2 separate regions of the Homo sapiens genome follow, and region 2 is linked to region 1. Evidence: chromatin contacts called from ENCODE Hi-C or POLR2A ChIA-PET data. All regions are on one chromosome and are shown on one strand. The core of a region is the stretch at or near the end of the contact, and the rest is flanking DNA. Distances in the headings are between cores, read along the strand shown.

Region 1 (7,336 bases), core at 2,451-4,950:
TGAATGGTATTTGTGCTTCTAGGTCTTTGAGGACTCACCACACTGTCTTCCACAATGTTTGAACTAATTTACATCCCAACAGTGTGAAAGCGTTCTTTTTTCTCCACAACCTTGCCAGCATCTGTTGTTTTTTTACTTTTTAATAATAGCCATTCAGACTGGCGTGAGTCGGTATCTCATTGTGGTTTTGATTTGTATTTCTCTAATGATCAGTGATGTCGAGCTTTTTTTCATGTTTGTTGGCCGCATGTATGTCTTTTGAAAACTGTCTGTTCATGTTCTTTGCCCACTTTTTAATGGGGTTATTTTTTTCTTTTATTGAGATGGAGTCTCGCTCTGTTGCCCAGGCTGGAGTGCAGTGGCACAATCTCAGCCCATTGCAACCTCCGCCTCCTGGGTTCAAGTGATTCTCTTGCCTCAGCCTCCTGAGTAGCTGGAACTATAGGTGCATGCCACCACACCTGGCTAATTTTTGTAATTTTAGTAGAGAGGGGGTTTGGCTATGTTGGCCAGGCTATTCTCAAATTCCTGACCTCAGGTGATCCACCCACCTCGGCCTCCCAAAGTGTTGGGATTACAGAAGTGAGCTACTGTGCCCGGCTTATTTTTTTCTTGTAAATTTGTTTTAAGTTCCTTGCAGATGCTGGATATTAGACCTTTGTCAGATGGATAGATTGCAAAAATTTTCTCGCATTCTGTGGGTTGTCTCTTCATTTTGATGATAGTTTCTTTTGCTGTGCAGAAGCTCTTTAGTTTAATTAGATCCCATTTGTCAATTTTTGCTTTTGTTACAATTGCTTTTCGGGTTTTCATCATGAAATCTTTGCCCATGCCCATGTCCTGAATGGTATTGCCTAGATTTTCTTGTAGTGTTTTTATAGTTTTGGGCTTTACATTTAAGTCTTTAATCCATCTTGAGCTGATTTTTATATATGGTGTAAAGAAGGGATCCAGTTTCAATTTTCTGCATATGGCTAGCCAGGTCTCCCAGCACCATTTATTAAATAGGGAATCCTTTCTTCATTGCTTGTTTTTGTCAGGTTTGTCAAAGATCAGATGGTTGTGGGTGTGTGGTCTCGTTTCTGGGTTCTCTGTTCTCTGTTCTTCTACCAGTACCATGTCGTTTTGATTACTGTAGCCTTGTAATATAGTTTGAATTTGGGTGGCATGATGCTTCCAGCTTTATTGTTTTTGCTTAGGATTGTCTTGGCTTTTTGGGCTTTTCTTTGGCCAGGTGTTAATCTCCTATTTTATAGAAAAATAAACTGGGGACCAGAGAGGCTAAGTTACTTGCCCAGGATCACAGAGCAGAGTCACTCCAGTTCCCATGGCCTTGCTTGAACATATATTTATAAGTGGTTCTGAAGAGCTGAGTGATACTTATGCAATTCTGCCCTTCCTGGCCAATGACAGTGTTTTCCTCATTTCAGGGGATCCCAACAAGCCCTCAGGATTCAGAAGTGTTAAAGCTCCTGTCACTAAAGTGGCTGCGTCGATTGGAAATGCTCAGAAGTTGCCTATGTGTGACAAATGTGGCACTGGGATTGTGTGAGTATCTGCTTCCCACAGCCTTTGCAGACCCTGCAGGTTGGGTAAACCATGAAAATGTGGAAAGTGCTGGATGTTGCACATTTTGCTTGTGAGGGAGACAAATCCCTCCTGGAAAAATGCAACAGAGAGGCCAGAAAGGTCCTGTGTCCCAGAGCCAGGTTGTGAAGGTTTTCCTTCACTGCGGAGCCCTTAGGTTATGAACATGTAAAATGAGAAAAATCAGGGCTGCCCTGTTGAAGTAGGAGGGGTTTTTGGAAAAATGTCTCTGGACCCTGGGAAGGAGAAGCAAGTCCCTTATGATTGGAGGCCAGTTGGGAGGCCCTGGTTTCCCCTGTGATGGGTTCCTGGGGAGAAGCCCCAGGCCCCTGCTCAGGAAGGATGGTGCCACCTGCTCAGGTGCCACCTGCAGGTGCTTGTCACTGATGGAGTCCCTTCCCTCCCTTGCTTCTGTAGTGGTGTGTTTGTGAAGCTGCGGGACCGTCACCGCCACCCTGAGTGTTATGTGTGCACTGACTGTGGCACCAACCTGAAACAGAAGGGCCATTTCTTTGTGGAGGATCAAATCTACTGTGAGAAGCATGCCCGGGAGCGAGTCACACCACCTGAGGGTTATGAAGTGGTCACTGTGTTCCCCAAGTGAGCCAGCAGATCTGACCACTGTTCTCCAGCAGGCCTCTGCTGCAGCTTTTTCTCTCAGTGTTCTGGCCCTCTCCTCTCTTGAAAGTTCTCTGCTTACTTTGGTTTTCCCTCTGCTTGTAAAACATTGAGTCCCCTCCCTGCCTTGGTTAATTGACTCACACCAGCTGTGCGATGCCCGCTTTTACAATTAAAGGAAAACTGTTTTGTTCAGTGTCACCTTGTCAGCAACACTGTGTCCCTTCGCCCCACCGTTCTTCTCTGCTGCATTTGGACATCAGCCAAATTTGAACCCAATCAAATATAACGTGTCTGACACTGATTTTGTTTTTACTCAATAAATGTATAGACTACAAAGCAGTGTGGTGTCTGTTATCTGATTATGTGTCCCATTTCCTACTCAAGCCTGATGAGATTTCTGAGGCCTGTCTTCTTGTTTTGGGTTTCTTGTTTCTCTCAGATTTACTGGCCTTTCCCCCGCAACTTGCATCTTAACAAGCTCTGTTCTTACATTTCTTCGAAGCTTGCTTGAAATCCTCTTTCTGTAAAGCTAATATAAGATACCTAGCTCTGTTTTTTTTTTGTTTTTGGAGACGGAGTCTCGCTATGTCGCCCAGGCTGAAGTGCAGTGGCGCTATCTCGGCTCACTGCAAGCTCCACCTCCTGGGTTCACGCCATCCTCCTGCCTCAGCTTCCGGAGTAGCTGGGATTACAGGCACCTGCCACCACGCCCGGCTAATTTTTTTGTATTTTTAGTAGAGACGGGGTTTCACCACATTAGCCAGCATGGTCTTGATCTCCTGACCTCGTGATCCGCCCGCCTTGGCCTCCCAAAGTGCTGGGATTACAGTCGTGAGCCACCGCGCCCGGCCCCTAGCTCTGTTTTAATGAAATCAAGTTTTCTTTGCATTGGGCTGTTCTGAGGCTTATCTGAGGAAATGAATGCTTCCCAAATAATAGGTGGGAGCATTAGCAGTTGGCTTGGAAACATTCCCTAGTAAGTCCCTCTTCAGGCTGGTTGCTGACATCACAGCTGCTCCCCTTCATGAAGGGCAGCAACCTCAGGAAAGTGTCCAGCAGCAGCAGAGAGCCCAGGACATGGCCACTGTGTCCTCCTCACAGAGGAGACTGAGGACCCTGGCTGCTAAGAACGAGTCCTGAGTCAAGATCTGAGGTCACCACAGTTTATCTCCTGGTGACTAATCCCTCATGGGCTCAGTGGTGCCCCCATCCCTCCAGACACTGAGACTAAGTGATTGTTATGAGAGGCGGACAGGGTACTCCAAGCAACCCTCTTTCCTCCAAAGGAGCAACCATCTATTCTTGAGCAGTGCTCACCACCCTTGGTAATAGTTCATGACCTTTCATTATGAATGCACTAACATGGTACATACTCTAATAGTAAGAATTGTAATCAGTACCAGGATTTCATACCACAGACTCTGAAGCCAGAATGTACGATGGACAGTTCATGCACGTGAGCTGTTGTAGTGCCACAACAAGCAGAACTGAAACTGTTCAGGCAGAAAATCATGTCATGTTAAAGCTCTCGATTTCTTTTTTTTATTTTTTGGCAGTTAATGAGTTCTTACTTTAAACCCCATCTGTTTCTACGCTTATAAAAGTCAAGGTGGCTTAAACTATGCAATTCTTAGAAATCAACATAAAATGAAAAGTCTCTGAACCACAGCAGGTCTGACTCATTTACAAAGACATTAACAGTCATGATTTGGATTTTGATTGTAAGGAATAGATGAGTCATGGATACTTAGAACTTTCTCTAATCCCTCTCCTCAGATAATGTGCCAATCAAATGTCTGACATTTGTCAGTATTACTTCTTAGGTGTGGGTCTTTCATACAGATATCTTGCTTCCAGGGGAGGCCAAACACCAACAGCTTCAGGTGACCATTATTACTATTCAATATAGCCTGTATGAGGAGTTCATTTCCTGACTGAATGAAACAGAATGTCAGCATTACCACCCCTAAGTGCCAGTTGTGTTATGTGGCAAAGAAGCCCTTCCCTTTTGCCCCCAGTATTTGGCACATACAAATATTTACTGCTCTGCCGGGCGTGGTGGCCCATGCCTGTAATCCCAGCACTTTGGGAGGCTGAAGTGGGTGGATCACTTGAGGTAAGGAGTTTCAGACCAGCCTGGCCAACATGGTGAAACCCTGTCTCTACTAAAAATACAAAAGTTCGCTGGGCATAGTGGTGCATGCCTGCAGTTCCAGCTACTCTGGAGGCTGAGGCAGGAGAATCACTTGAACCTGGGAGGTAGAGGTTGCAGTGAGCTGAGATTGTGTCACTGCACTCCAGCCTGGGTGACAGAGTGAGACTACGTCTCAAAAAAAAAAAAAAAAAAAAAAAAAAAAATTACTGCTGAGAGCAATTTGAGATTTGGCCTATTTTTTGTGCTTCATGCCTACCATATTTATCTGATTGTTTCTCTTTCATGCTTCCTCTAAAATGAAAAGATTGGAAGGAACAGTCTAACTCTGTAGCCATCTTTAATTACTAAGCTTTCAGAAAATTTCTTGAAGAGGAAAAACTCAGCCAGAGTCATGCAGACTGTGATCAAGCTGTTTTCTCTGACTTGGTATGCTCTTCCTGCACCCCTTGATTACTTTTAACATTTAATAAATTTCTGTTGTCTTTCGAGATTGAGCCACCTCCTCCTCCAGACAGGCTTCCTGACTGCCCAGCATGACTTGGATGCCACTCTCCTATGCTTCCATACCCAGGGGACACCTTCTTGGCATGCATCACACAAGACACTAATCACTCATCTCGTGAAAGGAAAGAAGCCTTGCATGAGAGCTGATCCTTTGTCTTTTTCAGCCTTTTCTCCTCGGCACTCAGCTCAGTACCTTGCTAGTGGCAGATAGTCCACAAGCTTGGTAAATCTGTAAATGGGTGATTGCTGCTTCATCGCTGTCCAATAGAAGTATGATGCAACGCATGAATGTAATTTAAAATTCTCTAGTAGCAATGTGAAAAGACAAAAAAAGCAGGTAAAATTAATTGTAATAATACCTTTTTTTTTTTTTGAGACAGAGTCTAGCTCTGTCGTCCAGGCTGGAGTGCAGTGGCACAATCTTGGCTCACTGCAACCTCCACCTCCCAGGTTCAAGCCATTCGCCTGCCTCAGTCTCCCAAGTAGCTGGGATTACAGGCGCGCACCACCATGCCTAGCTAATTTTTGTATTTTTAGTAGAGAAGGGGTTTCACTGTGTTGGCCAGGCTGGTCTCGAACTCCTGACCTTGTGATCCACTCACCTCGGCCTCCCAAAGTGCTGGGATTACAAGTGTGAGCCACCACGCCCGGCCAGTAATACTTTCTTTTTTATATTTTTTGAGACAAGGTCTTGCTCTGTCACCCAGGCTGGAGTGCAGTGGCACAATCATGGCTTCCTCGACCTCCTGGTCTCAAGTGATCTTCCCACCTCAGTCCCCTGAGTAGTTGGGACTACAGGCACAAGTCGCCGTGCCTGGCTAATTTTTATATTTTTTAATAGAGGTGGGGTTTTGCTATGTTGTCCAGGGTGATCTTGAGCTCCTGGGCTCAAGCGATCAGCCCACCTCAGCCTCCCAGAGTGCTGACATTACAGGTGTGAGCCACCGTGCCCGGCCAATAATACATTTTATATAATACTATATATCCAAAGTATTATCATTTCAACATTTGTCACAAGCCACATTTCAAGTGCTCAGTAGACACATGGGGGTAGTGGCTACTGTATTGGACAACACAACTTTAAACACACCTTAAAACAAAGACATCTTGGATTTCTGTTTCCCTTCAAGGCTGCCAGCTTTGATCTGGCCCAGAGCAGAAAAGTGATCTGCAGCAGGTGCAGGCTATAGTGGAAGTGGCTCTGTGCTTGGTTCATGTGATCTAGGAGACCCTATGATGTCAGAGTTTTCAAGATGGTACACCAGTGGGAGAATAAAAACCCAAGCCCCTTGGGTTCTAGAACAAGACTGCCATCTGCAGTACAGAACTTTATGCTTTTCATAAAATAACTCCTGGCATTCTTCCACAGCTTGGATAGAGACAAAGCCCCTGACCATGGGACATCAGGTGGCAGAACTGCCCATCATGATTTGGGTTCTCTCATTCTCATTAGGTCAGAAGGTCAGGCATCTTCCAGAGCAATCCCTCATGAGATGAGAGGAAGGCTTGAGCAGGGCTGAAGGAAATATGTGAGCTGTAGGGGCATGGAAGCCTGGATACTCATTCTTTCTACTGCTGTGCCCCTCCCTTAGCAATTCCCCATGGCTGATGGGGGATCCCGTATGAGCAGCAGATGGTGGAAGAGGAAGCCCAGACTTGATTCATGGATGAGTTGGCTAGGTATGTAAGGGCATGCTGAAATGGTGGCTGCACTGCTGTACTTCTTGAGCTGGCTTTGTAAGGAGAAAAGAAGTCCTCCCACTGGGCAGAGCTTCCGGTAGTATTCCTAATGATCTACTTTGTGTGGCAAAAGAAGTGGCTTCAGTATAAATGTGCCTGGACTTATGGACAGTGGTGAATGATGTGGTTGGCTGATCAGAGGGTAAAGATGAGAAGATCAGGACAAGGAGGTCTGGAGTAGAGGAATGTGGATAGACCTCTGTTAACCCTCATTAGAATAAACCATGGAAGAGACAGTAAGTGACCAGGTTGACAAAATGAATTAACCAATGGACATGAGCCAGCCTGTTGTTGGGCACCCCTGTGTTGGCGTAATGGGTGCGTGGGTGGGGTATCCATGATTGTCAGAGGCTCTACGTGGTTGCAGTAAGATGGGCTTCTATTTCAAGGCCAATCTAGCTATTGGCTGCCAAATGTTCAACCTTCCAGCAAGAATGACCAACTGAACAGTGCTATCTTTTGAAGACACCAGCTAAGCCACTTGGTGGCAAGCTGACTAGCTTGGATCCCTTCCATTTTGGAAAGTGCAGTGATTTATTTATTCAGTCAGGAATAGACCCATATAGGTATATTGGGTTTGCCTTTGCTGTCCACAGGGCCTCAAACACAACACTTTCTGAGGACACAAAGATCTTTAGATCCACTAGCGCAGGATCCCTCATGGCCTTGTGGGACCAAGGACCCATTTTACTGCAAAGGAGGCACAGCAGTGGGCACATGACCATGGAG
Region 2 (7,420 bases), core at 3,957-6,456, 160 kb before region 1:
TTTCCATTTTGATTTTGAAATCATAGGAGGTCTGAAATGTGTCAAGATAGTCATTTAATTTTGCTCTTTGCCTTTGTTTTTCTACAGAACACTGAGAGATCAAAAGACTGGTACAAGACTATGTTTAAACAGATCCACAAACTGAACAGAGGTACTGATTTTCATTTGTAGAAGCTGTGCTGTGCTATGTGCCAATACACGTTTTGTGGGCCTGAACTCACTTTGCTAGGATGCCAGAAGACTGGGTCCTGCAGTTGGACCTCATTAGGTACTGGTCTGCCTGAGCCCAGCCATGCACCTTCAGAGCACAGGAGGGAGGAAGCACTTGTGTGCCTGCCTCAGAGGTGGAATTTGAGATCTGCTCTCAAATCCTTCCTCCCAGATGTGGAATGCAGCAGGCTGAGCCCAGCACTCTGCCTGTGCTCCAGCATCTGTCTGCCTGGGATGTGAGCAGCTCCATCACCCACCTGCTTCCAGCTTTAGGTACATCTCCCTGTGTCAGCCCATGACTGCCTTGTGGGCAGAGTGAGTTGAGAATGCACTGAACTGGGAATTAAGAACACTGTTCTCTGGCCGGGCGCGGTGGCTCAAGCCTGTAATCCCAGGACTTTGGGAGGCTGAGGCGGGTGGATCACCTGAAGTTAGGAGTTCGAGACCAGCCTGACCAATGTGGAGAAACCCCATCTCTACTAAAAATACAAAATTAGCTGGGCGTGGTGCCACATGCCTGTAATCCCAGCTACTTGGAGGCTGAGGCAGGAGAATCACTTGAACCCGGGAGGCGGAGGTTGCGGTGAGCCAAGATTGCGCCATTGCACTCCAGCTTGGGCAACAAGAGTGAAACTCTGTCTCAAAAAAAAAAAAAAATGTTCTCACCTGGATTGAGTCCCCCAAGCACTCGGGTAACCTTGGACCAATCATGTACCTTTCTGTGTTTGTTCTGCTTCCTTTCCTCCGGAGAATGTCACAGGTCTAAAGGAGAACACATTTGGCCTTGTGAAGTAGAATGCATAGTACGCCTCTCAGGCTGTGTTAATACGAACAATAATCTGCCCCAGCTGAGAGCCAGCCCTTGGCAGGTAGCCCTGAGAGTCAGTCAGGAGCTGACACACCAAAGCCCGCTCAAGCTGAAAGAGCAGCACTTCCAAATCAGATGCCGGCTGGGCTATCAGCAGGTGACCCAGCATGGAGAACCGCAGGCCAGTGCTTGGGCAGGACATGACCCCACCGGCTCCCATCGCTGCCTGTGCCGCCAGTCAGCTGATAGGCGGGATGCAGCTGCACTGTGGGAAGGGTACCACTTCTCCCACAGGCAGAGCATCCTGCCCTTCCCCTTACCCACATCCAGTCTGGCTGCCTGTCATGGATGACACATGAAGGCAAAGAGAAAGTGTTCTGGTCAGTGTTCCCACCTAAGTGCAATCTCTCTGATGAGCTGCGGATGCCAGCTAACATCACTGTTAATTAACTCCTGCTGGGTTCAAAGTGAACCTGGGTGTGCCCCTGTTCAAACTGTTTCTAAATATCGAAGTGCTCTAAATATTGAGGCGTTTAGCATTTCCAATGAAGAGTAAATCCGCTGTGGTTGGGTGGATGAGCGTGGTCACAGTGGTGAAACTAAATGCTTGGATTTCTGTGATCAGATGGGGTCATCTCCACTCATCACTTCCTGAAGTCACTGCCCATTTCGTCTTGCAATCTGTGACTCTCACCTTTAGACCCAGCTTTGGAAGCCTAACTGCAGAGACATTAATGCATGTAAATGTGCAAAATATGTAATTTTGCCCCACAGGCAGCTTTGGTGTTCTCATGTTATAGTTCTTAATCTAAATTGTAGGTGCTAAACAAAACTACCTGCCTTAATGGTAGGCAGAGGTATTTGAAAAATTAATGATCTACTTGTTTGCTGAATGTCCACAATACAAGCTTTGATTTAAAAAAATCATGTTAGGATAGCATGTTTATTACATACTATTTATTATCATACTTAATATTTCTTGCCTATCAAAAGTAAAAACCTGATGCTTTATGTTAAATGTTTCTTGCCCATTGGAGCCTGTTCATGGCAATTCTTTGTCCAAGAAGAGTAATGGTATTGTCTCTTTCTATGTGTCTCGGTAATTCAGGCAAAAGGACTGGATTTTTAAAAGCAGTTTGAATTTCTTTCATATCACTAGTGAAGCTTAGTATGTTCCAGAATTCAAGGAGCCTAAATTGTATGTGGATTCCTACTCGTTTATTCTCTCCATTTGTATCTTCCTCTATTCTCTCTCCCAAACCTGCTCCTCTGCCTAGACACTCCTGAAGAAAACCCTTATTTCCCTACGTACAAATTCCCTGAACTTCCTGAAATCCAGCAAACTTCCGAAGGTACCATAAACTTAGACAGCATATCTGTTGTCCGAGCTTTAAATTAATTCTTATAGTTCCATTGTAGGCATAAGATTTGGGCTTTTAGATTTTATTTTCATAGTCATTTTTGGCTGGTGAAAATTTTATTTCACTCATTTGCATGATGTGCTATGTTAAAATAACTAAATCCTTTCTAATTCATTAATCTATTTTTAAGTGTGATGCCTGTGTGCTTTAATAACACTAAAATAGGTAATCAGTCATTCGAAAGAGTCAATTGGGATTTGTCACTTCCTCTACTTCCTGGTGGATAGTTTCAAAATCCACTGCTTTTCTCTGCTACAGAGGACAATCCTTACACTCCCACCTACCAGTTTCCTGCATCTACTCCTAGTCCTAAATCTGAAGGTAATTAAAGGAAAATTGTGTGCCTCTCCGTACTGGTGCTGCTACTTTCTTTTTTACCTTGGGGTTTTTCCTGGTGGCTAAGGGCTGTTTCCCAGTCATTTGCTTCCCTCTAACCTTGTGTTTTGTGGTGGTGTCTCACTCCTTGCTGACTGTATCACCGGAGTCTATCCAGATGGTATTTTAGTCCTATTCCCCTAGGGTTTACATGATTAACGGGGTAGCCAGTGTTAGCTTAGTTACAATGTTTTGAACATGTGGGGCTCTGGTCAAAGCTGCCTTTACCCAACTACCCAAGGCTTTGTACCTGAGGTGGTCACCTGATGCTGGTGGTTGAGCAGTGACTCAGGGAAGCTGAGTCATTATAGCGGGTGGGCAGGAGGTAGATCTGTAACCGTCAACAGGAAAATTACCCAGTTCTCATGCCTGCAACTAACTCTTTTCATGGGCCCTCAGGGTATCTCTCTTTGGTAGGGAATTCCTAAAGAGGTATCCAGGTATAAGATTCAGTCATAGTGGGAGATGACATTTCTTGAAAATAAGGGTTTTAGCTAAGCTGGAAAACATTTAATGAAAGAGCTGGATAGGAATTTGTACCTGCTGGGGAAGACAGTCACATTTGTGTCTAAGAAATATTATTTCTGGGGAAAAAGTCTAAATGTCAAGGAAGTTTCTAAAATGTGAGTTAGGGGCAACATCTTGAGAATTATCCTAATAGCAGGGATTATCTGATCTTTGGATGAGTAATCCAGATGAGGGTGAATAGATACGGTATGGAGGAGGAAGTTTTGTTAAATACTGTTCTAGGATGAGATGTTGAGTGCTCTGAACTTCATTCATTCAAGTAGTATTGAACACTTGCTGTGTGCCAGGCACTGTCGTTGGAAGTAATGCCATGAATAGGACATGTACCCCATCCTCAGAAGTTCCCATCTGGCAGAGAGTTCAGCAAGGTCACTTCAGCTGACTGAGTCCAGTGTGGGGGCAGTTGTGAGAGCGTGTGTCCAGAACGCCACAGAAAACCTTGCCGGCACACAGTGGGCCCTCAGCAATACCTGGAAAACAGCGATGATGAAGGCTTTGGACTGTGGAGCCAGAGTTCTTTCTTAGGGATGAATGCCAGTGCCACCATCTTGATGCTTCTCTACTCTAATCTGCTCAGCAGACCATCCCTCTCAGCCCTTCTCATCATTGGTAAAGTTGTTCATTCAATCATTCACCAAACTCTTACTGATCAGTCATATATGAGATGACACACTGGGATGTGTTGGATACAGTTAAAATACCATAGGCCATTTTTGGTCTCTCATATGCCCCAGTAATTGGTTTCCAACCATTTCATACCTGGGGCCTATTTTGAATGAAAAGAAAGGTCTACCAAACAAACCCAGACTTACAGAACTAAAAGCTGATAATTTAATTCTGATCAGTGTCTTCCTCAAGGCCAAGAAGAGTCTATTTGGTGTAGAGAGCGCAGTCTTTCTGTCTCATGATACTGATTACCACACAAAAGCATTGGTGAAGAAACAACTGACTGAGTTGAGTTAGGGAGTTTTTTCAGAGTAATTTTGACTAGTTGCAATTTTCGATTTGTGCTTTATTTAGACTTGCAAACCCAGCCAAACTCGTAAGATAAGAGTTTCCTTCAAGGCAACAAGCACAGAGCATGCAGAAGGCACAGTATCCCACGGACACAGGCAAAGGAAGGCCCACTTGAAGAAATCCTGTGGAGAGGAACAGTGGCTCCCATCAGACTGGAAGACTGCCTTAGGCCTGCCACAGGCAGCACCCACAGCTTCCACAGTCAGCTTGGCTGTTGGTCCAAAGACAGGGTTTCATGGCCGCACAGCCAGAGCTCCTGTGTCATCAGCCACCATACCTAGCAACCCCTGCTGACGATCACGTCTGATTTTTGGCATGCATCAAGTCCAGCATATGGGGAACTGGATTTATTTTGCATAGAGGCATAAACAGTAAGGGATGTCATGATAACTTATCACATATAATTTAGAAGCAAACCTTACTATTTTTTTATTTTCAGAGACCGAAAGGAAGAAATAGTCTTAAAGAATAAAAAGGAAAAAATTAGGTTGGATATAAAAAAATTAATAGCAAAGATGATTAGACTTTAACACAAGTTTCTAAAAAGACATCCTCCCTGGAGATCTTTTAAAAATAGGGTAAATTCCATCTCACGCCCCCACTCCTGCCTAGATGACATATCCGGGCATAGATCACTGATGTATTCAATTAGATCAAGGCTTCTTACAAGTGATGGAAACATTTGAGCTAGATCATTTAAAATAATCACAGGGTTTTTGGTTTTGAGGTTTTTTTTTTTTTTTTTTTAAACCATTTCAAGAGAGTCTCTGGATTTCTTGATCCTTGATTTGTGGTTTTCATGTTGTCTGTGAGCTCCAGCAGGGCCTCATCAGCCCTGTCCGTGGTGCTGCTCCAGCTCTGTGCTCCCCGATAGGTGGCCCTGCGCTCTATGCACATCCTTCTTAACATAGGAAAGATGTATGCCTTTCAAAGAAAGGCATTCAAGACAGATCAGCACCAAGTGGAGGCTCTACCCACAGATGTTAATGTGCATTAAGAAACAGCGTTACTGAGAAATCTGAGCCATCATTCCAGAGTCTCTCTCCTGGGGAGAAGTTTGTTTTTACTGCTGGGTTTTTTTGTTTGGTTTTAATTCAGAATTTGGAACTAGAATTATTTGTAATAAACCTATCAAAGCCTAGCCTAAGGGCTGCCATCTCTGTCTAAATTCTAGTTGTTTATACAGTATAAAAAAGACATTTCTAAAGCTCTCAAAGCTGATCCTCCTCAATAGTAAGGGACTGTGTGAAAGTTTGTTTATGCTGGCTTAGCAACCTTCTTTTTTCCCCCAGCTACAGTGAAAAAGCAAACTTTTGGCCAGACTTTTAGACTATAAATAGAGTTATCATGTCTCAGTCAATGAGGGTTAAAATGTTCTTTTTAAAAAAAGAAAACTTTGGAAATTCCAAGAAGGGGCAGTCACTTTTAATCATTTTGTAATCTTGGAGACTGCTGTCTACGGGATGGAAGAGATGTTAGCAGAAGGGAGGGGGCAAACTGTGCAGAAACAGCTTCAGAAATGCAGTCCCCCACTTTCTTCCCTGCTGCTTTAAGGAACAGCAGTGTGGTGGCCAACATCTCAGCAGCCCAGAGTGGTAATCCTATTAATAATAATAGTCTTATAATGACATAACCACCACCTCAGTGACTATGTGGCTGTCATTAATTGAGCCCTTGCCACATACAAGTTTCTGTGCTGAATATATCACTATTGTTATCTCATTTTCATTCTCCCAGCAGCCCCATGAAGTAACTCTTCATTTTATCAATGAGGAGTATGAGGTTCAGAGAGATTAAGTAATATATGCAAGATTACACAGTAAGTAGCAGAACCAGGATTCAAACCTAGGTGTTTGGGGCTCCATTAACACAGGCTTTTACTCAACGCTGCTATACTGCCCTGCAGATTCCTTTCCCCTTCCTGACTCTGTGTTCTTGCTTGTCCCCTTCTTGTCCAGAGGCTCTCTGGTATCTGACTGCAGGCATTCAGCTTCCCCTGAGTCAGTCCTGCCTCAGTCTGCTAAGCCAGTACCTCCCAGATGGTGCCTGGAAATATATAGTTAGGGACCCAGCACGGTGGCTCATGCCTGTAATTTCAGCACTTTGGGAGGCCGAGGTGGGCAGATCACCTGAGGTCAAGAGTTCGAGACCAGCCTGGCCAACATAGTGAAACCCTGTCTTTACTAAAAATACAAAAAAAAAATTAGCCAGTGGGCGTGATGGCAGGCGCCTGTAATCCCAGCTACTTGGGAGGCTGAGGCAAGAGAATCACTTGAATCTGGGATGCAGAGGTTGCAGTGAGCCGAGATCGCACCACTGCACTCCACCATGGGCAACAGAGTGAGTCTCTGTCTCAAAAAAAAAAAAAAAAAAAAAAAGAATATATAGTTAGGAAAACTCCTCAAGTGATTGACAGACAGGATTGAGAACCACTGGGATGGGGAAATACCACTCTTCCCAGCCCCCAAAAAGAGATGAAGAAAATTGGCCAGATGCAGTTTTGGGAATATGGATATAGGATGAGAATGGAGAATGCAGATTTTATAGAATTAGCGCCCCCTACTCTGAACACGCCCAAATGATGTTGGCTCACTTGGCACATTTGATGTCAAGAAGAGGGAAAATATTTTCAAATAATGGCTCAGAATTTGCAGCAAAACCAGATAACTGGTATGTTACTTCATGGTCCGTGGCTTCTCCTGACTTTCCGTGACCTGTGAGGACCTCCTGGACCATGTCAGTGAGAAGGCGAGTCCAGGTGAAGCCCCAGAGACCAGCTTTTTTCCCATGCTTTGTGATGCCTCTTCTACCACTTCAGGCTGGTGGTGGCCACTGCCACCTCTCGGTGATGTCACTCAAGACACCACCTCTAGGCATCCCCAGGTTGTGGTGTCAAAATGGTCTGTCTCAGTGCTTCTTCCTCATTCCTAGAAGAGATTGCACTAAGGCAAGGATTTAAAGAGGTGCATCTTCTCAGGCACAGCTGTAGTTGAGTTAAAATAATTCTCTACTGGCCTTACAGGATTTGTAAGAATAGCTTTGTTTTGTTTGAGTTCAAGCA

Evidence for each region. A loop is a pair of places that touch in the nucleus more often than their neighbours do. ChIA-PET counts read pairs that join two places held with the same protein, here RNA polymerase II (POLR2A). Pooled maps may share reads with other maps.
Region 2: a loop to region 1 is called in a map with no recorded cell type, with 5 times the contacts of the local background. The contact joins two enhancer-like sites. A Hi-C loop is called at or near these places in 2 of 37 single-sample maps with no recorded cell type and 8 of 50 pooled maps. POLR2A ChIA-PET finds 5 or more read pairs at or near these places in 3 of 52 experiments (BJ, H1 and activated T-cell).

What each region holds. Positions count from the first base shown.
Region 1 is chr10:95,232,780-95,240,115 of GRCh38, reverse strand. It overlaps PDLIM1 (PDZ and LIM domain 1), which reads left to right. Exons shown (of 7, transcript NM_020992.4): 6 at 1,431-1,548; 7 at 2,005-2,544. The coding sequence ends at 2,191. Among named protein-coding and RNA genes, the nearest start is that of ACSM6, 42 kb to the right of the region's middle. Within about 2 kb of position 3,700, at least 7 of the 41 ENCODE cell types and tissues checked have a DNase peak (open chromatin) inside an H3K27ac peak, as active enhancers do.
Region 2 is chr10:95,389,951-95,397,370 of GRCh38, reverse strand. SORBS1 (sorbin and SH3 domain containing 1) reads left to right here. Exons shown (of 33, transcript NM_001034954.3): 13 at 88-151; 14 at 2,296-2,370; 15 at 2,698-2,760. Among named protein-coding and RNA genes, the nearest start is that of PDLIM1, 100 kb to the right of the region's middle. Within about 2 kb of position 5,206, at least 3 of the 41 ENCODE cell types and tissues checked have a DNase peak (open chromatin) inside an H3K27ac peak, as active enhancers do.